Linked DNA regions of Mus musculus: regions 1 and 3 are each linked to region 2. A link is a loop called in an ENCODE intact Hi-C map of the cell type or tissue named here. Cell type or tissue: heart. All regions are shown on one strand.

Evidence for each region. Hi-C counts contacts between places; a loop is a spot of excess contacts. Peaks named below come from ENCODE experiments on the same cell type or tissue, not always from the same donor. Only the 100,000 strongest peaks of a DNase experiment are listed, where the experiment ranks them.
Region 1: a loop joins it to region 2, with 4 times the contacts of the local background. A loop is called at or near these places in 7 of 42 quality-filtered maps.
Region 3: it touches region 2 in a loop (5-fold over the local background); 24 of 42 quality-filtered maps call a loop at or near these places.

Annotation. Positions count from the first base shown.
Region 1 is chr11:117,069,933-117,077,932 of GRCm38, forward strand. It overlaps Snhg20 (small nucleolar RNA host gene 20), which reads left to right and starts at 6,851. Exons shown (of 2, transcript NR_027059.1): 1 at 6,851-7,270. Mir6516 (microRNA 6516) reads left to right here and starts at 7,416; the gene lies at 7,416-7,525. In heart, CTCF peaks have their summits at 3,670 (motif pointing right) and 6,812; DNase peaks (open chromatin) are centred at 2,429 and 6,829; H3K4me3 peaks cover 2,082 bases; H3K27ac peaks cover 2,073 bases; H3K27me3 peaks cover 1,217 bases.
Region 2 is chr11:117,234,302-117,242,301 of GRCm38, forward strand. It overlaps a transcript of Septin9 not described here. Among named protein-coding and RNA genes, the nearest start is that of Gm39478, 28 kb to the right of the region's middle. In heart, a CTCF peak has its summit at 4,042 (motif pointing right); DNase peaks (open chromatin) are centred at 1,170, 1,660, 4,050 and 7,078; H3K4me3 peaks cover 888 bases; H3K27ac peaks cover 1,656 bases.
Region 3 is chr11:117,309,685-117,317,684 of GRCm38, forward strand. All of the region lies in intron 2 of Septin9 (septin 9), which reads left to right. Among named protein-coding and RNA genes, the nearest start is that of Gm34065, 13 kb to the right of the region's middle. In heart, CTCF peaks have their summits at 3,497 and 4,527; DNase peaks (open chromatin) are centred at 1,617, 2,787, 3,037, 7,357 and 5 weaker places; H3K4me3 peaks cover 1,092 bases; H3K27ac peaks cover 5,496 bases.

The DNA of each region.
Region 1 (8,000 bases), 160 kb before region 2:
ACAGTGTACTTACATGTAATAAATAAATAAATAAATCTTTAAAAAAAAAAAAAAAGAGATGGGGGGATGGTGGAGTGTGCCCATGTCTTAGCTACTCCTCTACAGCGATGATGCGATGATGCGACTCCGTGACCAAGGCAGCTGGGGCCTTGCTTACAGTTTCAGAGCCTGTGACCATCACGGTGGGGAACATGGAGGCTGGTAATTCTTCCTAAATACTTCCACCAGCTGAAAACTAAATATTCAAATCTGGCCTAAGGGAAGGGGGCATTCTTATTCAAACCACTCCACCCTGAAATGCCAGCACTACAGTGGTGGAGACAGAAGGATGACTGGGACTCACTGGCCAGTCCAGGTGAATCGTGAGAGACCCCATCTCAAAAAGTAAGATGGAGATGTGTTACTTACTTAAAGAGAGAATGTTTATGCACTCACAACACAGCTTGAGGGTCCCTGGGGATCGAAAGTCAGTCAGTAGTCTTGGCAGCAAGCACCTTTACCTGCTGAGCCATCTCATCTGCCTACTTTAAAATTTTTACACATGAGTAAAAGGTCCAGGAGCCAGCCTGGTGTACAGAGTGAGCTCCAGGCCAGCCAGGTCTATACAAAGAACCTCCATCTTGGGAATGTGGCAGGTATGTGTGTGGAGGATGCGGAGGGGGTGGGGGGGGGGATGCTTGCTTCAAATACAAAAGGCTCCAGGTTCCAGCCCAGTGCCTAAAAAAAATAATTGAATAAAAACCAAGTTTAAGGAGCCACAGTCACAAGGTACAACAAACTCCTACACAGGCGGTGAGGATTCAAGGACAGTGGCTGAGTGTATGAGGCCCTGGGTCATGCCCTCTGTGAGGTCCCCAGCACAAGCACAGACATTCCTCATCACACGGCACTGACATTCTACAGAAACACCCCAAAGCTACCCGCCCTACTGCAGACAGCTGCAGAGCCCTCTGCAGACCCCTCCACGCACTCTGCATCTGCAGCAGAGACACTGACACCTGCAACCTCACCCCTTCTGGAAATAGAAACCCATTTCTGCAGTGCTTAGAAAAGAGCCTTGTGCACAAGACACACAGCCAGCGGAAATCCCTCAAACGCCAGTGTAAACTCTACAGCCCGATCACTGCTTCTGGGCTCACCTAGATGGGACACCTCTTTCCTGTCCAATTTCACCACATCTAAAATCCAAGCCACTGGACATGCCTGCTGATGGCAACCTACATAAAATGGCATGGATGCCTTCACATTTTGCCTGCTTGCTCTTGCTCATTTTGGCACATTCATCTACCCTATCGCTGAGGCATCCCTTCCCTGGCGTTAGAGCCTGGGTCTTTAAGATTCCAAAGTATACTGGCGACGAGCTGAGACTTCCAGCCTCTTGGACTGAACAGCTGTTAGACCCTTGGCCTTTGCCTCAGGACACAGCATTGCTGGCCAAGCTGTCCACAGCCTGTAAGTCACTATAGTCAACTGCCCTTTTTATATATACGGATCCATTCTATCAGTCTGGAGCTCTAGAGAACCCTAACACATGGCTCACATGTAAGCTCCCCTTAAGAACTTTGGCCCTGGACGTTAAATCTCTTTTCTTGGGAATTTCCATCGACTCCGTCAGCATATTTTAGAATCTATTCACTAGCTTCCACCAATCTAAAAGCTAAGAATGTCATCAGACAGCACCTGAGTCCTATAGGAGAGACTCCCCCATGTTGCAACTGGCTCTCTTGTGTCTCCACTAATGTATTTAAAGTTTTTTTTCCATTGTAAAATTTTTTATGTATATGAATGCTTTTGTGTGTGTGTATGTCTATGTGCCATGTTCATGCCATGTGCACAGAGAGAACAGAACAGGGCTCAGGATCCCCTGGGACTGGACTTACAGATGATGCTGGGCTGCCATTGGGTACCAGGAACTGAATGAAGCCTGTGCTTTTGAAATGTTTCTGCGTCTCTCTTTTCTTTTTTCTTTTCTTTTCTTTTCTTTTCTTTTTTGTTTGTTTGTTTGTTTTTGTTTTTCGAGGCAAACAGGTCTCTCTGTATAGCCCTGGCTGTCCTGGAACTCACTTTGTAGAGCAGGCTGGCCTCGAACTCAGAAATCTGCTTGCCTCTGCCTCCCGAGTGCTGGGACTAAAGGTGTGCGCCACCATGCCCGGCTTTCTGCGTCTTTCTAAGCTGGGAAAGTCCACCAACTAATCTTTCTCACACAGTCTCGTTGACTATTTAACACATTTCAGGGAGATGTGGTGGGCTGTTTTTTTGTGTTTTTTGTTTGTTTGCTTATTTCCCTAATGGTCTAGTGAGTCACAGACCAGGACTGGGGTCTGGTCCGCTTCTGACCTCACCGACAGCACGATGCGGCGGGTTGCACTACTCAGAGACGCCACCAGGGGGCGCTCGGGGCTATGGAATGCATCTCTTGTTCCGCAGCTTCTGGCTGCCTGGTTCTGCTCATCTTGGGACCCGGTCCTCTCTGTCTCCACGTGGCAGAAACAGTTCAGCCGACCCATGTGGCCACCACAGGGAACTTGTAGCCCCAGCTACTTGGGAGGTTCAGGCAGGAGATTCTTTCCAGCCCAGGAGTTTTCAGCCAGTCTGGTCAACACAGTGAGGGAAAACTATGTCCTCAGGATAGCTCACTGGTGTGTTATTAGCCCAAGGGACACAGAAGGCTTTCTTTCCAGGATGACCGGAGTTTCACTCCAGTCACAAAGAGCCTAATGCCACGGTTGCTGCAAGCCACTGTTTTTATTGTTGGACTTGTTCTAATTGTTTTTTTATTTTCTTTCAGTTTCCAGCACAGGGTCTCTCAGTGTAGCCCTGTCTGTTATAAAACTCACTCTGTAGCCCAAACTGGCCTCAAACTCACAGAGATCTGCCTGCCTCTGCCTCCCAAGTGCTGAGATTAAAGGTGTGTGCCACCACTGCCTGCTAGCCTAAAACATTTTAAATTATCATGTAAGCTGATAAAATAGAGTAAAACCAAGCTGGGCTGTTCCAGCATGAAAACCAGACAACGGAAGTTGAGGAATGTGGAGCAAGCAAAACTAAATCACTAAGTGTGGACAGAGAAGCGGGGTGGGAGGGGGCCTGGAAACCTCCAGGGCTTTCTCCCACAAAGCCTCTGGGTGACTTCAAGACTGTCAGATGAAGAGACTCCCACCGAGAGTAAAAGACAGCCAAACGTGCAATACACCTGAAATCCAAGCACTGGAGAGGCAGAGGCAGGAGGGTCAGGAACCAAAGTTATCCTCAACTACATATAGAGTTCCGGGCTAGCCTGGGCTACATGAGACTATAAATGAGGATTCCTGGAAATGTTCCGGCAGAGGCTGATGGGAATTGCTGTGGTATGGAACAACAGAGTAGTCACAACACTGCCTGCCGGCCAAGACCCTAATTACCTTATCATGGGCTCATCTGTGCCTCTTAAGTAGCCATCCCTGGTCCATCTCTGTGTCCGTACTAACGTTTTTGTGAGTGAGAGGGGAAAAAAGCTTTTAGAATCTATTAACTTAGTTTCTGCCAATCTAAAAGCTAAAAATGCACCCGAGTCCTATAGGAGAGACTCCACCATCTTGTAACCGCCTTTCTTGTCTCCATCAGTGTATTTAAATTTTTCTTTTTTTAATTTTTTATGTCTAGGAATGCTTTTGCGGGCGTGTGCCCAGAGAGACCAGACGGTGGCGCTGTACTCCCACATGACTGGACTTGCAGATGTTGCTCCGCTGCTATTTGGAGCCAGGAATTGAACCCAGGTCTTCTGGAAGAACAGCCGGTGCTCTTAATGCTGAGCCGATGCTCCAGCCCTCCACTGATAGATTTTTACAAAATGCCTTGGTTTTTTTTTGTTTTTTTTTTTTTAAAGATTTATTTATTTATTATATGTAAGTTCACTGTAGCTGTCCTCAGATACTCCAGAAGAGGGCATCAGATTTTGTTACGGAAGGTTGTAAGCCACCATGTGGTTGCTGGGATTTGAACTCGGGACCTTCGGAAGAGCAGTTGGTGCTCTTAACCACTGAGCCATCTCGCCAGCCCTAAAATGCCTTGTTTTAAGTCCTTCTTTGTTTTATTACTTTACAAACCTAAGGAAACCACTTTCATGTGGGGACAAAAAAAAGGGGGGGCGGGGAGGCCCAGGGAGAATGGGAAGGGAAAATATGCCATGTCCGGCCAGAGTGCCTGTGCTCTGGGCAGGTGGACTCAGGGAGACTGCCAGGCACTTTCCACATGGCTCCCGGTGGAGATCTAAGCCTCTGATGGGTGGAGAAGGGGCTGTCCCTGACCAGGGACCCCCGAGGCCACACCCTGTCGCCCTGGGGTTATAGGAGAGACAGGATAGGGGAAGAAGTTCCCAACACTGATCAGAGTGTGCAGCGGGTCTTGATGGAACAGAGATTTTCTATGGTTTAAGAGCTTTATTATAGAAATGCAGGGGAAAGAGAGAAGGGAGAGAGAGAGGCTAGAGAGAAAGAGAGAGAGAGGAGAAGACAAAGAGAAAGGGAAGAGGAGAGAGAAGTGAGAGGTAAGGGAACAAAGGAGTAAGAGATCAAGGTGGGGGCCTAACAGCCCCTTTTATGGTCTTCACTGTTGCTAGGTAACTGGGGAGGAGTTTAGCCTGAAGGTCAGAAGCTTGGGCCATTGCTTACACGACTACTTACCACTGACCATGCTTCTCTTGTGGAGGGTGTGGGAGGTGGTAACTTAGGCAGGAGCCAGAGTTCCAGGAGCATAAGGGAACGCCTACCATGTCATGTAGGTGAATTATGACCATCGGGGTTCAGACCTCAGCTCAACTGGATACCAGCCTGCAATTTCCCACAGACATGGACCTGAAGTAACCTGGCCCTGTGTTTCCTGAATTTTGGTCCCTCAAATTTGGCTCCAGAGCCAGGCGTGGTGGTGCATGCCTTTAATCCCAGAACTGGGGAGGCAGAGGCAGGCGGATTTCTGAGTTCGAGGCCAACCTGGTCTAGGACAGCCAGGGCTATACAGAGAAACCCCTGTCTCGAAAACAACAACAACAACAAATGGCTCCAGAATAAATTATCTCTTATTTCCTTTGGGGCAAAAGTTGTGTCTTGCGCGCGTCGGACTCGACCAGCAAGAACGACGCTGCAACAGGATCCTTCTGCACACATTTATTGGGAGAGCTTGATTGCAGAGGCGAAGAGACCCCAAGCCCAGAACTGGTGCTGCTTATATAGGCCTAGGAGAGGCGTGTCTCACACCCGGATTGGTTATGCACTACGCCTCATTTGCATGTTCCTCATCTGATTGGCTATTCTCTCTCTGTACCTCACAGAGCCTCATTATCATACCTCATTTGCATGTCTCACATCTGAGTGGTTATACTCTCAAAGCCTCATTATCATGCCCAGGCCAGGCAGTGTCTTTGCAAAAAACTTTACTGCATATGTACACATTGGTTGTTTGTCCAAACTTATGGGTGGTGGCCAGCAGTAGTCAGTGTCACTCTGCAACGGCACATGTGGCTTCCCACAGTTGTGTTTTTACATCCACAAGACTCATCTCAATAAATAAATAAAATAGCCTTCAAAGGGGGAGTCTGTATTCAGTGGTTGGATTCACATTACAGTGAAACATGCAAAAACCCTTCATTCATCTCAATGAGGTTCGTGTGTCATTTTCTTCATTTACTGAAAATACAGAGTGCACCCTCTCCTTGCCTTTCCCCGCGCCTCTAGCTGACCTGAAGATGATCTTGATTCCAGTTAGAAGGAGCCACAGCTGTAGGGGTAATGGCTGTGTGACACTTTCCCTAGGGAGATGAGACCACCTTGTTTACTAAATGACAGACCAAAGTAACAATGACACCAAATGCCCCTCCCGCCCCCATGAAGTGGCCAGTTTTCTGGGGTTACTCACAGGAGCACGGATAGCCCAAAGACACTCACATTACTAAGAGCCTAGCCCAGCATGAGTGACAGCTCAGGAGAGCTGGAAACTGGAGCTCTCTGCATGATTTGGGGCTAATTCCACAAGTTCGGAGGGTCTCTCCTCATTAAGGAGGGCGGGGCCTTGTGAATCTGGTAAGCTTTAGGAATTTTTTGAGACTTGTCACTTATTTTCCGAGTCTTAGAGTCTTAAGGACTATCCGGATCGCACTTTCTCAAGCTTCCCTCCGGGTGAGATGTTTCGGAGGAAATTACTACATAGCACCGACTTGGCCCTGGCATTATTGATCAATTTTTTTTCGTGGGATTTCCCATTGGCCCCTGGGATACCTTGGGATGATTGAAACCTGGACCTGCATGCAGGACTTGGATGCCACTTTGGAGGTTGGAGGTCTTAGCCCAGAGATGCCACATCACAGATCTAACTAACCCTTTGCTGGACCACGGTGTCATGTTCCTCGGGAGGTCTCTGCTGAAGGCATGATTCTAGATACAGTCCTGCGGCGGTCAGGTCAGAGGTGCGATTTTGGGAAGCCTTTGGATCAAGAGGGTGCTGACGTCAACGGGTATCAGTTGATACCACCTATGGGTTTATACTGTGATGGAAGGTCACACACAGGTTTGCAACAGAACCAGCTGGGTTTCAACTGCCTTTGCCACAACAGGGCTGACTGGGCTCGGGAAAGTCAACTTTTTGGTCTGCACAGGGCTGCGTGATTGATAAAGGGTCAGTGGCTAGGCTAGCTCCTGCCGCCCAAGAGTAGGGAGTCCCTCCCGCTTGCGCCCCTGTAGACGAGGTCCCACCGCCGCGTGGAACTCTGGCCGCTCTAACCGCGTCTAGAACGCGGCCCCTTTAAGGCCGACCTGGATGACCCGAAGGCCAGAGCGACCTTCTAGCGGCCGTCTCGATGGTAAATCTTCAGTTCCGGCCGGAAGTGCATTTGCAGAGCTGGTTCCGCCGGGGAGGAGAACTCGCGTGCTCCGTGCAGAGGGGATGCATCCTGCGCAGCGTGGCTCGGGGGCGCCGTGGAGCCTCCCGAAGGCGATCGTGGGATTCAGAAACCTCTCCCGGGACTCCCATGGGAGGAGGCTGACCCCGGGCCGGCACGCGATCGCGGGATGGGCTGGAGTTGTAGGAAGGCCCTAGGCCCGGGCCGCCATCGGCGGGGCACTGGCTGCTTCTGTGTTGCAGGCGCCGCACGGGTTCGTCCGCTTACACAGAATTGTATTAAATTGTCTTTTTATTTCCCCACCCAGGAAATGAACCACATCCCCCAACGACTAGACGGAAGCACGCACAAGCTCCTTCCTCCCGAGGAGCGTTTCCAGTGACTTGAGCTTGGTTGGCCCAGGTATGTCAATCCTTGGGGGTGGGACGGTGACCTGAGGCCGACGGTCTGGGAAAAGGCTCCTGTGTGGCTGTACCCGCCCGAGGTGGGTGCAGCCCCGTACCAGACAGCCCGACCTTGACCTAAAGTAAAATCCCAGAGGAGGAGGAACCTCTTCCCTGGGGTTAGAATTTGCAGTAACAGGTGTGGACATCCTAGCAGCAGTTTGGTGGTCATGTATGATACTGCAAACAGGAGCCCTGCTGAAGCTGTGGGGACTGAGCACAGTCCTCCAAAAGCAAATATTTGACCATTACTCAAGCCCCTCACTTTAGATAAAAAAGAGAAAAAAGACGTATTCATTATTTTATTTTATTTTAGAGTGTGGATGTTTGCCTGGTGCCCCCAAGGGGTCACAAGAGGGTACCAGATTTCCCAGAAGTGGCATTATAGAGTATTGTCAGCCCCGGTGTGGATGCTGGGAACTGAACCCAGGTCCTTTAAGAGGGCAACAAGTGTTCAGCTTCAATGCTGAGCCATCTCTCCAGCAACTGCACCACCCCGCTCTGAGATAGGGTCTCACTTAGCCCAGGCTGGCCTTTACTCATTAAGTAGCTGAGGGCAGCCTTTGAACTTCTAATCCTCCTTCCTCTGCCTCTGGTAGCCGCCTGGATGACCGGCATCCTCGAGCACACGTGGTTTATGGGATGTACGGATAAAGCTCAAGGCTATATGCATGCTAGGAAGTCTTCTA
Region 2 (8,000 bases):
CTTGGAGATTCACAGGCTGACCAGAGAACAAAGCAGCCTTTGAGAGCCCTGGATCCTGGCCTTCACCACCCGACCCTCACTGGTGCCCTTAGCCAAGGACAGCGCAGCACCGGACCAGAGCGAGACCTTCTCCTTTTGTTTGTTTTGAGGCAGGTTACCTGGCCCCAATTTCACTGTGTAGTCCTGGATGGTATTGAACTCCCAATCCTGCTGCCTCTATGGTCAGGTTGCTGGGATTACAAACCTGCCGCAGGTTTATGTGATGCTGGGAATGGACCAGGGTACTGTGCCAGGGCCATACACTCTACCAGTGAGCTACATCCTCACGTGGTGCCTTCTCTTAGGATGGGTCACGGCCAAAGACCAGTCCTCCCCTCCCCCTCTTTTTTTTTGGGGGGGCTGTGAATGGAATCCAGGGCCTCAGTTGTGCCTGGAGGTGCTGTACAGTTGCAGTTCTCCCCGACATTTACATTTTCTTTTTTTCATTTTGAGGTGTCGTCTTGCTATGTGTCCCTGGTTGATCTCAAACTCAGGATTACCCTACTTCAGCCTCCTGAGTAACTGGATCTGGGCACAGGCCACCATGCTAGGCATGACTGTCGCTCTAGGAACCCTTCATTTGGATGTATTTTTACAAAAGTTTTCTTAACCAAAACTCAGCCGTAAATGGCCAGACTAGGACAGAAGAGGAAAACCCCCACCCCTCCTCCAGCCTGGTCTTCACCCAGTTGATTAATTAGGGTCAGTTGGAGCCCTAATCCTAACCCCAGTCCCCGGGGAAGTCAGGCTCTTGCCCTGTCCCTGCAGGGTGGCCTTGAGCAGATTACTTTGTGGCTTGCCCTCAGTTTCCTTATCTGTAGAGTGAGACTGAGTCCCTCCCCTTGGTGGGCTTCTGAGGTTTTGGTGTGCACTTGGCTGGCTCCCCGTTTCCAGCTGGCTGTGCTGTATCCTGCCATTCTGTCTCAGTGTCAGATGCTATGAAAGCTGCCTCCTTCCATCCCTGCTTCCACGCTGGGAGGCTGTGGGCCAGGGCACTCCAGTGGATGGAGACCTGGCTGGCTGGATGCCCCAAGGACTGGTGGCTGAAGCCGGTCCAGCCCTGCTGCCCAGGAGGTGTGGTCAAGGGTGTGGTCTTGCCCTGGTTGGGGCCATGGGACCTTCTAGCCGCAGGGAAGAGGTTCAGGGCTTGAGTGGGCATCCTTAGCTCTGCCCTGTCCTTTCTTTTCCTTTCCGCTCCCCCTCCCACCTTGTGGGGCTGGCCCGGGGTCCTCTCAGAGATTTCCCCAGGCAAATGCTTCAGGCTCCTCAGCAGGGCTGGCATGAGTCACTGAGCAGAGACAGGCCCCAGAGGCACGGGATGCTGCGTTCTCAGCCAAGGGTCGGCGTGGTTTCTCTTTTCAGTCTTCTGGATTGGCTTTGTGGCTCTTAGAAATTAAGCAGTTTTATCTTGTTCCAAGCGCTTGTGTTTCAGCACGGGGTGGGGAGAAAGAGAGAGAGAGAGAGAGAGAGAGAGAGAGGCTGACTCTCTAAAAGGGAGCTTTCTACTCAGCCAGGGGACAAGGAGAGGACAGGGAGGGTGAGAAAGGCTAGGCCAATGGGGCAGTCACAGACAGGGATCATGGGAGACACTGCCCAGTAAGGAATCCACACATGGCTCTCTGCAAGGGTCCAACTGCCCTGGCATTGGATGTATGCTCCTGGCTGGGGTCTGGTTTGTGTAGTGAGACACCAGGGTCCCAGGTCTTCTCTGCCACGGGGCAGGCAGACAACCGGGGCTCTCTGGAGGCTCACTGCCCCATTCAGTCCTCTCATCTCCCACCTCTGGGCTGGCCGCAGAGCCTCTGGCGGGCTCCAGCTGTGACTGATGGATTGCTGTGACTTTGCTTAGCTCTGCAGGTCAGAAATCAGAAGCAGAACGAGCTGGGCAGGGCTAGCTCCTTCTGAAGCTCCAAGCAGCTCTTGGCCCAATGCTTTCCCAGCTCCTGGTGGCTCCAGCAGCGTCGGCTTTCTTGGCTTCTGCCTCTGCTGTCTCGTGACCGGCTTCTCTCAGATCTCCCTCTGCCTTTCTAAAAATGAGGATATTTAAGGCCTCTGGGCAGCTGGGATGATCACAACTTAAGCCACCACATTCTATCCACAAAAAGCCTTTCCTTTTTTTTTTTTCCTTTCAAGAAAAAAAAAAAAAAGAGTCTATCTGTGTTTGTGTACATTTGCCCTGACACGTGTGGAGGTCAGAGGACAACTTGAAGAAATCTGTTCTCTGTTTCCATCATTTGGGTGCAGAAACAGAATTCACGTCATCAGGCTTAGTGACAAGCACCTTTACCAGTTGAGCCATATAGCTTGCCCAAGAGCCTTTTCTCCCAGACACTGCTCTCTGTGTTGGGGGGGGATAGACGTATGGGGTGGTAGGGGTATGGGGATATGGGGTGTGAGAGTACCAGAGTAAGAGTCTGGGGTGGTAGGCGTTTGTGGGGGACACCATTCTCCCTGTGTAGCTGGTGTTGGGCTGGTTATAAGACTAGTAATAGTTGAGGTGGCCTTGAACCCCTGATGGTCCTGCCTCCGCCTATCAAGTGCTGGGATTACAGGTGTGTGCCTTCACACCAGGCTCTGCCCATTTTTGAGTCAAGTTGCTTTGTTATTGAGTTGAGGGAGCTCTTTATATATGCTGGTTATTAGATCCTTATTTGATCTATCCTGTCGGTACTTTCTCCTGCTCCGTGGACAGTTGTTACCCTCACAGCACCCGCCTGGGTTTGAAGCTTACAATGAAGAGTGGAGAATAGCACACCACCTGGCCACTTGATTCCTTCAGCATTGCCTGTCACATGGGTTTGAGCAGGAGATGTGGTGTCTGTATGTGTGTGTGTGCGCACATGTAGAAGCCAGTGGACAGCCTTGGCTATTGTTCTTCAGGCACCACCCACCACATGTTTTGAGACAGAGTCGCTTAACAGCCTGGAGCTTGTTGTGTAGGCCAGGTGGCCATCGAGCTCTGAGGACCCACCTGGGCTGAAACTGCACACGTCACCATACCAGGCTCTTTACCAGGGTTCTGAGATTTTGAACTCGGGTCATCCTGTTTGCAAGACATTGCTGACCGAGCTCCCCAGGCTGCGGTGGTGTGTGTTTATGGGGAGTTATTAGAAGCTCCTACAACTGAGGGGTGGACTGACTTGGGGGCTTGAACAGCCAGAGAAAACCAACAGTTCAAAAGCCATGGGCAGAGAGGACCTCAAAAACAAAGGCTCTGACGTTAGAGCCAAGGAGGGTGTGAGTGGAGAGGGGTGCTGTGGAAATGGGTGGGAAAGAAATGGCCTCTGACTCTGTTCTGTTTGCCCCATGCTCATCCTGGGAAGCCCTCAGTCTGGACTTGGATAAGGCCAGCCGGTGTCCTAGGCGACGGTCTCTCCAGTTCAGGGCTCCCAGCCACGTGTGTGTTGACATGTGTGGTGTATGTCACAGGACATAGCTATCAATAATGAAGAGAGTACTCCAGGACCTGAGAGATGGCTCAGCAGTTAAGGCTCTTGCAGGGGACCCAGTTTTCATCCCCAGCACCCACATGGCAGCTCACAACCATCTGTAACTCTAATGATTCCTCCTGGCTTCTGAGGGTACCAGACAGACACACACCATGCACAGACATTCATGCAAACAAAAAGAAGAAGAAGAAGAAGAAGAAGAAGAAGAAGAAGAAGAAGAAGAAGAAGAAGAAGAAGAAGAAGAAGAAGAAGAAGAAGGTATACCTTACAGATTCAGGGTTCTGCCTGGTGTCCCAGCCCAAGGTGGCGAGAAAGGGTTGGGGATTGGTGTCCTGCCTGGAGAGGGTAGCCTTGGTCTGCGTTTGTGACCTGTGTTGGTGGGCAAGGACCATCCTCAAGGACCTGGATAGTCACTGTGGACGTGGTGGGTGTGTTCTATAGACAGGCAAAGCCTATTGATCAACACTGTCTATTTGCAGGGTGTTGGTGGCCCAGCAAGGGCTAACTCTCTACTTGCAGGAAATAGAGAGGCAGCTGCAGGGATCTTTTTGTCCAGCAGGGGGCGGTGCAAGCTCTTAAAAGCCCATGTACTTGGGTATTGCTTTCCTTGGCTCTGCAGAAGGGCTGCATGCTGCTGCAGAGCTGCCAGTACAACTTGATTAGGCTGAAGGGGAGGGAAGCGGCAAGAGGAGACCCTCAGGAAATAATAAGAAGGAGCCACTGAATTCCAATCCCAGCCTATGGCACCCGGGGGAGGAGGCTGGTGCCCCCTGACTCTTTCTGTACTGTATTTTCCTAGGTTTTGTTTGAAGTGTTTCAATCTCTCAAGTTTTTCCAGCCCACTTGTGTGTGTGTGTGTGTGTGTGTGTGTGTGTGTGTGTGTGTGTGTGGTCAGTGAGCGGGCGTGGAGGTCAACGTTGTCTTCCGGTATTGTTTATTACCTTGGTTTTCAAAAATGACTTGTGTGTGTGAGTGTGTGTGTGTGTGTGTGTGTGTGTGTGTGTGTGGCTGTATACACATGCATGTTCAGCCATACCTAGCTTTTACATGGCACTGGGATTGAACCCAGGTGCCCATTCAGTAGGCAATAGAACTTCTTTACTAGCTCAGGCCCCAATTTTCTAACTTTCTGAAAACATTTCAAACAAGAAGACAGACGGTGAAACCCTGCCCACACACCCACCTGCTGGACCCTACCGTGAGTGTTCCTTGTTAGGTGTGCATCTGTCCACCAGCAATCAGGCTCTCCTCAGACATATTTGGTTGACTAATTAATTTGTCTTTGAGACGGAGTCTCATGTAGCCCAGGCAACCCTCAATCTCCTGTAGCTAAAGTTGGCCTTGAACTTCTAATCCTTCTACCTCCATCTCCCAAAGGGTGATGTCAAAGACAAGTGCCACCATGCCGGGTGACTGAGGCAGTTTTAATAAGTTGCAGGTACCAGTACTCATGACCTCTCCTCCCTCTGCTCATGGATCGTTAGCCACTGTGGTTCTCTCTCCACATTTCTGTGTCTCCTGGATGCTGTGCATGCCATCCTGTGATTTTTTACAGGTAAATGCACCGTGTGTTCCAACTGCAGCCACAACATGGAACACTGACATCACCTGGACAGTCCCCTGTCCCTTCCTATACAGCTGCTGCCTTTGTATCCTCCAGGGAACTTCCCACCCTGGGTTCCTTTATCCAGTTCGAATGTTGGCAGAGTCGCTCAGTACTGTGGGTCCCCATGGCGTGTTCCATGCTGGGTCCTACTCTCCGCCCGACCCTTCTGTGGCTTTGACATTTTCCTGTTTCCTCTGGTTGGGCCTCCGTGATGAACATCTTATCCTGGTCTTTCATGAGAGCTGCTTCATCTGTCTCATGGGAGCACCTAGACCCTTGGTGTCTATTTAGTTCCGGGAGAAACTTCTACATCTTCACCCACAGCAGCCATCCGGCTTCAGTCCCAGCGGCAGTGTGCAGTGGTGTGCGTTCACACTGGCATCTGCTGCTGTCAGTCTTAAATGTTAGTCATTCTGGCGGTGGGGGTGTGGGTGCTATTTCACTCTGGCTTTAATTTTGCATCTGTCTGATGACTAATGTGGCCCAGCACATTTTCATGACCTTCCCAGCTATTCATGTATTTTTCCTTTGTAAAATATCTTTCTCAAATCTGTTGCTCATTTTCAAATTGGACGGCTCAACTCTTCCTCATTACTTCTGGATATTGGTCTTTTGTCAGATGTATGCTTTGCAAGGAGTTTATTTCAGTCTGTGGCTTGGCCATTCCTTTTGTTAATCATGTTTTTTTTTCTTTTCTTTCTTTCTTTTTTCTTTTTTTTTTAAATAAGCATAAGTGTGTCCCCATCGCTTTTGGTGAAGTCTCATTTTGCAATTTCTTTCTCTTTTTTCCTCTGTGGTTTTCACTTTCTGTGTTTTATAAGAATTGTCTCTTGCCAAGTTGCAAAGGTACTGCCAGTTTTCTTCTAGTATGTTGATAGTTTCTGTTTTTATGCTTCAGCTAAGAGTCTGGGGTAAGGCAGGGTCAAGGTTCATGCTGCCCACTGCTGCCTGCTGCCGCTGCTGCTCCGTCTTTGCAGTCGCTCAGCTTTGGCTGCTGACATCTCCTTCCTTGTTGTGTGGTTTGGAAACTTCTCTTGAAAATCATTTGAGGACCGGGGCCGTAGGAGTCAGCACCACAGAAACCGTGCGTGGCTGTGGACAACACCTGTCACCCCAGCACTCACAGGGTAGGGGCAAGAGAACTGCTCAAGGTCATCAACAAACAGTGAGCTTGCGGGCAGCCTCGGGCACACAGGATGCTGACTTGAATAATAAGGAAGAGGGCTGGAGAGGTGGCTCAGTGGTTAAAGAACACTGGCTGCTCTGGCAGAGGAACTGGGTTCAGTTCCCAGCTCCCACAAGAAGGCTCACAGCTGCCCAGAACTCCTAGAAGTTCTAGGAGATCCGCCTCCCACTCCTGGCCTCTCCAGCGTTGTAAGCGGTGCTCACACAAACAGGCAGGCACACGTGCACACACATGCAAGTTCTGCACACATGCCAATTTGATTGTATAGCCCTGTGATCCTAGTACTTGGAAGCAAGAGATACGCAGATAGATCTCTTAGAGTTCTAGGCCAGCCAGGGCTACAGAATGAGTGAGACCTTGGCTCCAAAAAAAAGTTGTCTTTTTTTTTAAGCAGGGAAGGGAGAGAGTTTTGGGGCAGGATGGCTCAGAGGGTAAAACTGCCTGCCACCAAACTGATGGCCTGAGTCAGCTATCCAGGCCCCACCCAACAGAAGGAGGGACCTGACTCCCGGCATGGTCCTCTGACTTCCACACCCTCCAGACACACACAAAATAAGTCTGAAAATGCAAAAGTCCCCCATCCCTCTGCTCGTCTCTCCACAGAATCCGCTGCCTCTGCGTCTCACTGAGTGTTTCTTGCAAGTGTTGTCAGATCTCTTCCTGAGGACTGTAGGTTTTGGCACTACTGTGGCTTGGAGGGCTGTATATATACATTGCAGGACAAATAGACTGTTTCTCTTGGGACCCTGTCATAACACAGGGGTGCTCCTAACACAAGTGTGGGGAACATGGCTTCGCCCAGCACCAAGCAACCCCCTCATTCTAGAGGACTCCGCTGTCCTGTTACTCGGGCCAGCTCGGATGTCTCCAGGCAATGTAGTTCCCAAGGGTTGGCCTCCGTTCCTTAAGACTGCCCTTCCTTGGGTACCACTCAGCAAGTCTGGTCTTCTGGAAATTCTGACTCATGAGCTGTGAACTGGGGAGACTTTTTAGGGTTTGGTCTTTACTGGAGCAGCTCATACAAAGCAGGGGGCTTTCCGATGTGCCTGTCAGTGTATCAGGGGGACTGGCTAGGTTTATTCTTATGTGTTTGTGTCTATGTGTGTCTGTGCATATCTGTGTATGTGTCTGTGTGTACCTGTGTCTATGTATGTCTGTGTGTGTATATGTGTGTCTCTGTGTGTGAACGCGTGTGTCTGTGTCTATTTGCTAGTGTGTGTGTCTGTGTGCTTATGTGTCTGTGTGTGACTGTGTATCTGTATGTGTCTGTGTGTGTTGTCTATGTGTGTCTGTGTGTATATATATGTGTTTGTGAGTGTGTGTGAACATGTATATCTGTTTGTGTGTGTCTGTGTGTCTGTTTGCTAGTGTATGTCTGTGTGCTTGTATGTGTGTATGTGTTCTTCTGTGTGTGAAGGTAAGTCTCTGTGTGTTTTTGTGTGTGTCTGTGTCTGCTAGTGTGTGTGTCTGTGTGCTTATGTGTGTGACTGTGTGTTTGTATGTGTCTGTGTGTCTGCTTGTCTGTGTCTGTGGGTGGGACTGCAGGTGCTCAGAGGATAGAGTCTCTTGGGGCTAGAATTTTATATAGGTGGTTGTGAGCTGCCAGCCAAACCCAGTTTTGCAGGAGTTGTCCAGACTGAGCCATTTTTCCAGCCCCTCAGCAAGGCTTCTTTGAACACTAGAAATGAACTGGACACAGGGGAAGTTTGAAAGGCACCGG
Region 3 (8,000 bases), 75 kb after region 2:
GGGTGGAGGATCGCAGTGTGGAAGAGATCGTATACCCTGGCCTCCTCCACGGGATCGCCTGAAACCACGCCTGGGTGCAGGATGCAGGGTGTCTGGTCTACAGGGACTGGCCTCTTCCTTTTCACAGCCCAGCTGCTCAGGTCTAGCATCCTATGAAGCCCCTGGGCTTTTCTTTTAGTCTTCCTGGGAGTGAGCTCTAAGATGGGTGTGCATTGGCTTAAACAGCACCCAGCAATCCTGGGCCACCTGCGACTCAGCCCAGGGCTCACTGTGGCCACCCCAGGAGCCTAGATGCAGAAGCAGACTGAACCTAGCCATCCCCTGCCTGTCCTGGAGCCAGACAGGGCAGCCAGGACAGTAGCCTGTGTCCTGCTTCCTGGGAGGTCAGCCAGCCGATGTGGCCCAGGGGACTGGGAGGGGAACTCCTGGCCTTGTCTTTTCATTTCTAGGTTCTGGCCCTGAGCAACCCTCAGAGCTGTGGGTGGAGGGGTTGAGGTGGGCCAAGCTGCGGTGAGAGAAAGAGGCCTGGAGAGTTTAGAAAATGTCTGTCCTGACATAGGGCCTGGCACTGATGGGTAGGATGGTGAGGCCCATGAAGCTGGACCTGGGAAAGGGGCACTGACCTCTGACCCCAGTCATCTTCCAGATCAGGGAGTCAAGGCTCAGAGAACTTCAGCCACCTGCCTGCAGCCCACAGTATAAGGATGTCATCTGCCCTCCTGGCTTCCTCTGTGTGGCTTTGGATTCTGTGCTGGCATGCAGTCTCCTGGGGAAAGCTCTTGTCCAACAGTTTCCAGGGATGCCTCTGTCTGCAGAGAAAGTGCCCTGAGGTCTCCTGTCTCCTGGCCCTGCTTACCTCCCAGCCTCCCCTTATCCTCTGGCCCAGTGCCAGGTGGAAAACCAGAATAAAGGTTATTCTACATGTCCAACAAGCTGTTAGCAGGAACAGGCCACTCGTCCCTCTCCTGCCTCCCATCTGGGGACCACTCGGGAGGACGGTCTTGCACCAGCACGCAGCCTCTGTGCTAGGCTGGTGAACACATGGTGGGATTCCTCAATAGCAAGCATGAGGACCTAAGAATCATGCCTCGAACCCAAGTAGAAAGTCAAGCATGCTGGTGGCGGGGAGGCAGACACAAGCAGGTCCTTGGGATTCAATGGCTGGCCAGCCCAGCCTACGTGGTGAACCCCACGCCAATCTTTGTCTTTAAAAACAAACTACCTGATGGTGCTCTGAGGAATGACACATCAGACTGTCAGATTACTCTCTGGCCTTCACTCACGCACACAGAGGAATTATAGCCCCTAAATAGAGGACCGGTGTCGGGGAGGCTGTGTGAGCATCCAGGTGGACCCTGGCTGTTTCCGGTAACCCATCTCAAGGTTCTCCCAGTCTCTGCATCTCAAGACTCTCCTGCCACTCATAGCCCTTCATCCTGGCTACAGACACTCTTCCAGGGAGCCAGCTGACACATTTGGCCTCTGAGATTTTTTTTTGAACAGCAATGAAGGGAAAGAATGAGTAAGAAAGAGTGGGGGAAGGTCGGTGGGGAGGGGCAAACAAGCTGGAAAGTCCAAACATGTGTTGTAGAAGCAGGTGCCAGCATGACATCATCAGGAGGGTGGCTGAGGGCCCGAGCCCGGCTCAGCCCAGGAGAAGCTGGCCCGGGAGGCTGCCCTTGGCTCCATTCTGCCCTGCTTGGAGTCGAGAGATTTGTTTCCATTTTAGGGACAGCTCTGGAGGCTGTCCTCTTAACTCCCGGCCGCATTAATAGTTCATTAATTCTGGATCCTTGCTGTGTTCGTTCTTACATGTTCCAAGTGCTGGGTTAGTGTTGAAGAGGAGGCGCAGAGAGAGGGAACCACTGGCTCCAGGCCACACAGCTTAGAGTGTTTGCCTCCGAGCCTCAGCTGGCAGGTGAAGGAAGAGACCTGTGGTTTCCGTAGTGCATGAGGGGGTGGTGGCCTCTGCTTAGCCTCCTTGGCCCAACAGGAGGGGTCTCTGGATACTCCATAAAGTGAGAGCCTCACTTCTGTGGTCCCTCGGGAGAGCTGGCAGGAGGCAGAGATACAGGGGACCGTTGGCCTTACTTGGATTCGCCAATTGGACACGCAGATGCTGCTGTGCTGTGAGGCCAATTACTGCACTGGTGATCTTCACTCCTCTGTGCCTCCTGCTTTGTTTAGAACCTTCTTCTGTGCCCCGCCCCATATTCCCAGGGCTGTCTTCGACCCTGATACAGGATCAGAGCTATCCTCTGCCTGCTGTGTTTTCTGCTGACTCTGTAGCACTTAGCTTTGGGAAGTCTCTGTATGACTCAGTTGATGTGTCTATAAAATGGGTTGCTGGCGTCTTCCTCCCTCCTAAGCCTCTGGGAAGAGTCTGGTGAGAGGTGTTGCTGGAAACCACTTTGTACCAGCGAGTTTTCTGGCTGAGTGTGGTTTGGTTGGTAGAATGCTTGCTCCCATGCAAAAGACCCTTGGGCTCAGACCCCAGCGCTGTATAAACTGAGTGCGGTGGTCCCCGCCCGCCCGTAGTCTGAGCATTGGGGAAGTGTAAGCAGGAGGACAGAAACTCAGGCTGATGCTTGACTCCAGAGTGAGTTTGAGGTCAGCCTGGGCTACGTGAGACTCTTGTTTCTAAATAAACAAGTCAAACAAAGTGCTTTTCGGAGCTGTTCCAGGCACTGGTTTGCTAAAGCTCGGGCCAGCGGAAATCTGGGTCCTTCTGGAGCCCTGGTGCTGAGGGAGGGCTGATGTTAGGGTCGGCTCAGTGCCCAGGAGGAAGTGGGAATTGTCCGTCAGGATAGGAGCCAGCCTAGATTCCCACTGTCAGAAAGGGCTGGGTGACCAGTGATACTGAATAGCCACCCATGAACGTCCGTCTCTGCCTGTCCATGCCTGGGCCAAAGCGAGCTCTTCCCCGGCCCCCCAGCCCAGTCCCTCAGCAAACTCTTCCTGGTGGCCTTTCCTCCCCTGGAGCCCCTCTGGCCTGCACCATGTGACCAAGCACAGGAGGAAGGGCCCAGCTGTGGGAGGTCATGCTGGCCAGGGACTGAGTCTACAGGACCGGCCTCCCAGGAAAACCAGCTGCGTGGGAAACAAGCCAGCAGCTCCGGAAGTCTGTGTGATGCAGTCTGGACTCCAGGCCTGTCACCGTGACCCACTCACGGCTTTCGTGGCTCAGCATCACTGTACCCAGTCACCAGCCAGCTTGAGAGAGACTTGTATGTGCCACCGCTCAGGCCCAGCCCTCCCTATCTACACGGGCATCTCCTGCATCTTCCAGTCCATCCCAGCACAGGCTGAGGAGTGTCCCAGTGGCAGGAAGAAGCTTCCGGCCTGCACTTCTGTGAGGCCTAAAGTTATTTGCCAGATAGATCCTGAGTCTGTTCTCCAGCCCCTCCCATGGGTGACTGACCTCATCCCACGATGCCCCCTGCAGTCTGGCCACCCCAGGAGAGCTAGCCTCTCCAGGTGATTTGTGTGAAGGGCGCCCCCTGGCAGCGGGTAGTGGTCTCACATCTGCTGAGCGGCCAGCCCTGCGCTCTGTGCCTGGCGTGTCTCCTGGTCCACAAAGGCTTGTCTTCACAGCTGGGTGTTTGTGGTGCCTGCTCCTTGCTGGAGAGAGATGGATCCTTCCTTTTCCTGGCTGCTTCACTCTGCTGCCAGCTTCAGGGCCGTGGCCTCAGAGGGCCCTTCCTCTCTTCAGCCAACACAGCTGGAGTCCCTGCCCTGGGAGGCTGTCCGCAAGCAGTGTTGAGGACCTGGCAGCCCAGTCCTTTTGAACTTTATTTTTACACTTTATTTAGCGTGCGTGCCATAGCGCACCTGCAGAAGGCTGAGGTAGCTAATGGGGCTCAGACCCTCCTGCTAATTGTCAGACTTGGCTGCGAGCAGCTTCACCCCCTGAGCCCTCTCTCTGGCCCTGGCTGTGGGTGCGGGGACTAATGGCTTGTCATCATTCATGCTGTGTGAATGCCCTTGGACTACTAGGGGAATATGGTGGAGATGCTGTGAACGCCTGAAGAAGCAGTCAGAGAGGGCATCCTGGCAGAAGCGGCAGCCCCTAAACCATGAACAGGGGTGATAACCATGGGAAATGCTTCAGGGGTTGACCTGGTCCCAGAGGATGGGGGAAGGAAGAGGAGAGAGGGCCAGGGTGGGCCTACTGCCCCCACTCTGAGGGTGGAGGGTGAGGTTGTTCTGGAAGCCACAGAGGAGGCAAACGTTGGTTGTGCGTGCCTGCGATCCCTGTACTTGGGAAACTGAGGCACGAGAATCGTGAGTTTGAGGTTAGCCTGGACTACACAGAGGCAGAGGCACCCTACCTCAAAAACAAAACAACAAAAACCAAAGCAAACCCGCTCTCCACACCTGCCATCCAACCGTTCTCGGAGTGCGTTTGCTGTAGCTATAGGAGGTGCCTACCTCACCCTCCTAGTGTGCCTGCAAGACTCATGAGTCAAGTGTATTTCTGCCACAGGGTTGGCTCCCGTCCCTGGCTCAAGCCTTCATGTATTAAGGATTCTGAGGCCAGGGGGCAGGCTTGTGCTGTGGGTAGGCACTGTCTGCCTGGGGTGAGGGGAAGATGGTGGAGAGGTAACTAAGTTGCCCCATTTGGCAATCCCGTACTGTTCAGATCTGGGCAATGCCTGTTCTGTAGTTACACCGTCCTGGTTCTACTATGGAGTCTGTTGGGCCACACAGCACACTGTCTGGTGACCTGGACCTACCCATATTTCTACCCGAGCACTCTGATCCGATCTGGTCTGCATGCCTTATCAGGATCACGGCAGTCCTACCAACGGCTGCTGCAGACCTAGCCTTACCTGTTCCCCCCTGCCCCATTTGCCAGTCATTGAGCCCAGCTGTCTGCACCGTCTCCTCTAACACTCTTAGAAACTTAGGAGGCCCAGATTGGCTGAGTCCCCGGCCCATGGTCACACAGCAGGTGCACGGCAGCCATAGGATCCGAATCGGACCTTTGACTCACCAGAAGTCTTGCAGCAAAGGCATATGGAAGGAAGCCAGGCAAAGAACAGCTATGGTGGCCTTGTGTCAGGGATAGTGACCTGTAGCCTGCGCTGTGGGCATGCAGTCCCACTGCAGAGATGATCCTGCGGTGAGAGAATAAGCTGTGATCTCTGGGTTTCTCTGTGCCCACCTACAAACAGTGGCGCTTCCTGGAATCTTCTGGTCCCCTGTATGGAGCCTATACAAGGGGCCTAAGAGTCCCAACCCTGGCTGGTCGGCGGACACCATGCTCAGGGGTCAGTGGTAGAGGCAGGTCTGTGGTTATGCTTCTTCTCCCGTGAGGACAGAGACCGTGGGTTGCTCTGGTAGGGTTAATGTCCTGCACACCGGTCTCTAAGAAGGGTGTGTCCCTCCCCACCTCCTTAGCTGGGAGTCAGGCCTCAGTCCCTGCCGACCTTCATCCCAGCCAGAGGGAGAGACAGTGACATTGGAGACAGGAGCTGACCCAGTGAGGGTACAAGCCACCCTCCCTTAGCGCAGGGCACTCCACCCCACCCTCCTCTGCCCAAGCCTCAGTCACTGAAGCCAGCAGAACTCTCAGGAGCCCCTGGAGGGCTTGACCCAGAGGACTCCACAGAGCTGGCCTTGGACAGCCTGCCCTCCTACAGCTTGGGGTTCCCGCCATGCCCGCATTTTTCCTGGGGTTGTCATGCCTGCTGGGGTGGAGGAACCCCAGCAGGCTGCAGATGAATCAGAGAATGTTGACACAAACCCTGGCTGAACCCCAGGGCTCTTTGCAGCCAGCGGTGGCCGTGTTGGAATTGGGAAAGGGACCACGGTGGCGCCTGCCCTACATCCAGTTCTTGGCTCTAGGATGTTTCTGAAGAGTGATTCTCATCTCAGAGAGTTGGTGGGGAAGACTAACCAGCCCAGGCCTGCCAGCGGCTCTGGCCAGCTGCTATTTGTCAGGCGAGGCCGGGACGGACGCCAGGGCTGCTGGAAGTGCTGTCTTCTCATTGGAAGGCCCCTGCTTTTATCTTATTATTATAATTGTTGTTGTTATTATTATTATTATTGAGACAACACTCTATGGACCAGGCTGGCCTAAGACTCAAGGCAACTCTCCTGTCTCAGCCTTCTAAATGCTATGGGGTTGCAGGCATGCGCCATCCCACTCAGCGGGAATTTTAATTCTTTTTTTTTTTTTTATTTGAGGTGGGCTTTCATGTAGCCCAGGCTAGCTTTGAGCTTCTGATTTCCCTGCGTCTGCCTGCTGAGTGCTGGGATTAACTTCACGAGTGTGCACCGCCATGCCTGGCTCGTGCCGCTATGCATGTGTGTATTTTTACATTTCTTTATTTGTGTGTAAGTGCACACGTGGACATCGGAGGACAACTTTAGGGAGTAGTTCTCTCTTCCAGCATCCGGGTTCCAGGGCCACCAGCCCTTTTGTTCCCTGCTTGTTTTGGCTCCATTAGGACATGTTCCATACACCAAACTGTCTTTGAACTTATGGTGATCCTCCTGCCTCTGCCTCCCAAGTGCTAGGATTACAGGTATGCACCATCGTACACGGCTTGGGATTTTAAATTTAGGTTAATTTTGTGTTTGTTTGCTTTTAGCTTTCTTTGAAATAGACTCTCCTAGCCTGGGCCGCCCTCGAACTCATTATGTAGCTGAGGTTGTGATTTTATTTTGGTGATCCTCCTGCCTCCATTTCCCAGATGCTGGGGCTACTTGCATGTGCATCACGTCTAGTAGGATTTTTTTACATTTTAAACAAATGTGAGCTCCCGGGCTTCTCCCCGGTGTCACCTGGGGATGCTCCATCTATTCTTTCTGCTCAGCTTGGAAGCAAGTGGGGATGTTCTCAGCAGAGGCCGTGGGGTCTGAGCTAGGACCAGTGCCTGCTGTCCTGTGTTGGTTGAGCAAACCCTGGCTAGGGGAACCCTGGCTTGCTGTCCAGCTCTGCCATGGGCCAGGTCTTTCTGGCAATGACACACTAGCCAAGGTAGGCATCTCTGTGTAACAGGTTCATAGCAGCACCTGCTCCTGAGACCATGAGGAGAGACGGATGAGTCTGCGTGATGTGGCCTCAGGAAGAGTGTCTGACCTGTTTGTCACTGCCAGCAGATACAGCAAGAGCTCCCTTTGTTGTGTCTGTCCTTCTTGCCCTCCTCCTCAGCCAGGCATCCATCCCTCCACCTACCCGTCTGTTGTCCACCCGCCCACCCATCTGTCCATCCGCCCACTCAGGCTGCAGCTGAGATGTGGGAATGTTGAGCCAAACGCAGAACAAAGCGCTGCTCCCTGGCTTCCTGTTTCCGGCTGGAATGTGAAGTTCTTGGAGACTCTTGCTGTGTCACCTCTGTCCTCGGGGTGGGTGGACAGAGGAAGGCTCTCTTGTGCTGCTGCTGCTGCTGCTGCATGTCAGCTTTTAGCTGCTTAACCCTTCTGTGCCCCAGTTCCTGATCTCACTGCTGGGGGCAGTGGAAGGATTGAGTGGGGCTTAAGGAAGTGGGGGGGATGGACAGGAAACAGTGGCTCTTACCAGCAACTTGCCTGGTAGTTTCCCTTCTCAGCTTATTCTTGGATCTCAGGATGCTGACAACTGACTGCTCTCCCTGGCAGCCAGCTAGCGGGGTACGGACAGAATCCCAGGGACGGACGGAGTTGCTGACTTGGGATCTGAGTTGCCATCTCGGTCTCTGTTCTCACAGAGAGCAGCCGGCTGTGTTTCCTTTCCCCGGGAGCCCCTGTCCCTTGGCTCTCAGAGGGGACTGTCCACTTAAGCACTGCCAGTTCAAGTCAGAGGATCCCCTCCCTTCCCAGGGTGCCCACCACCGTCCGTAGCTGGATGCGTTTAGGCTTCCGGCAGCAGAAAGCCGGCTCCAGATGGCTTCAGCCGCAAGGGAGAAGCCATTTGCTGAAGCTCACAATGAGCTGTTCCTGAGCCCAGGCTGCCCAGGGATGTCATGAAGGACCCCCTCTTCACTGTCCTTGGCCACCGTGTGAAGATCCTC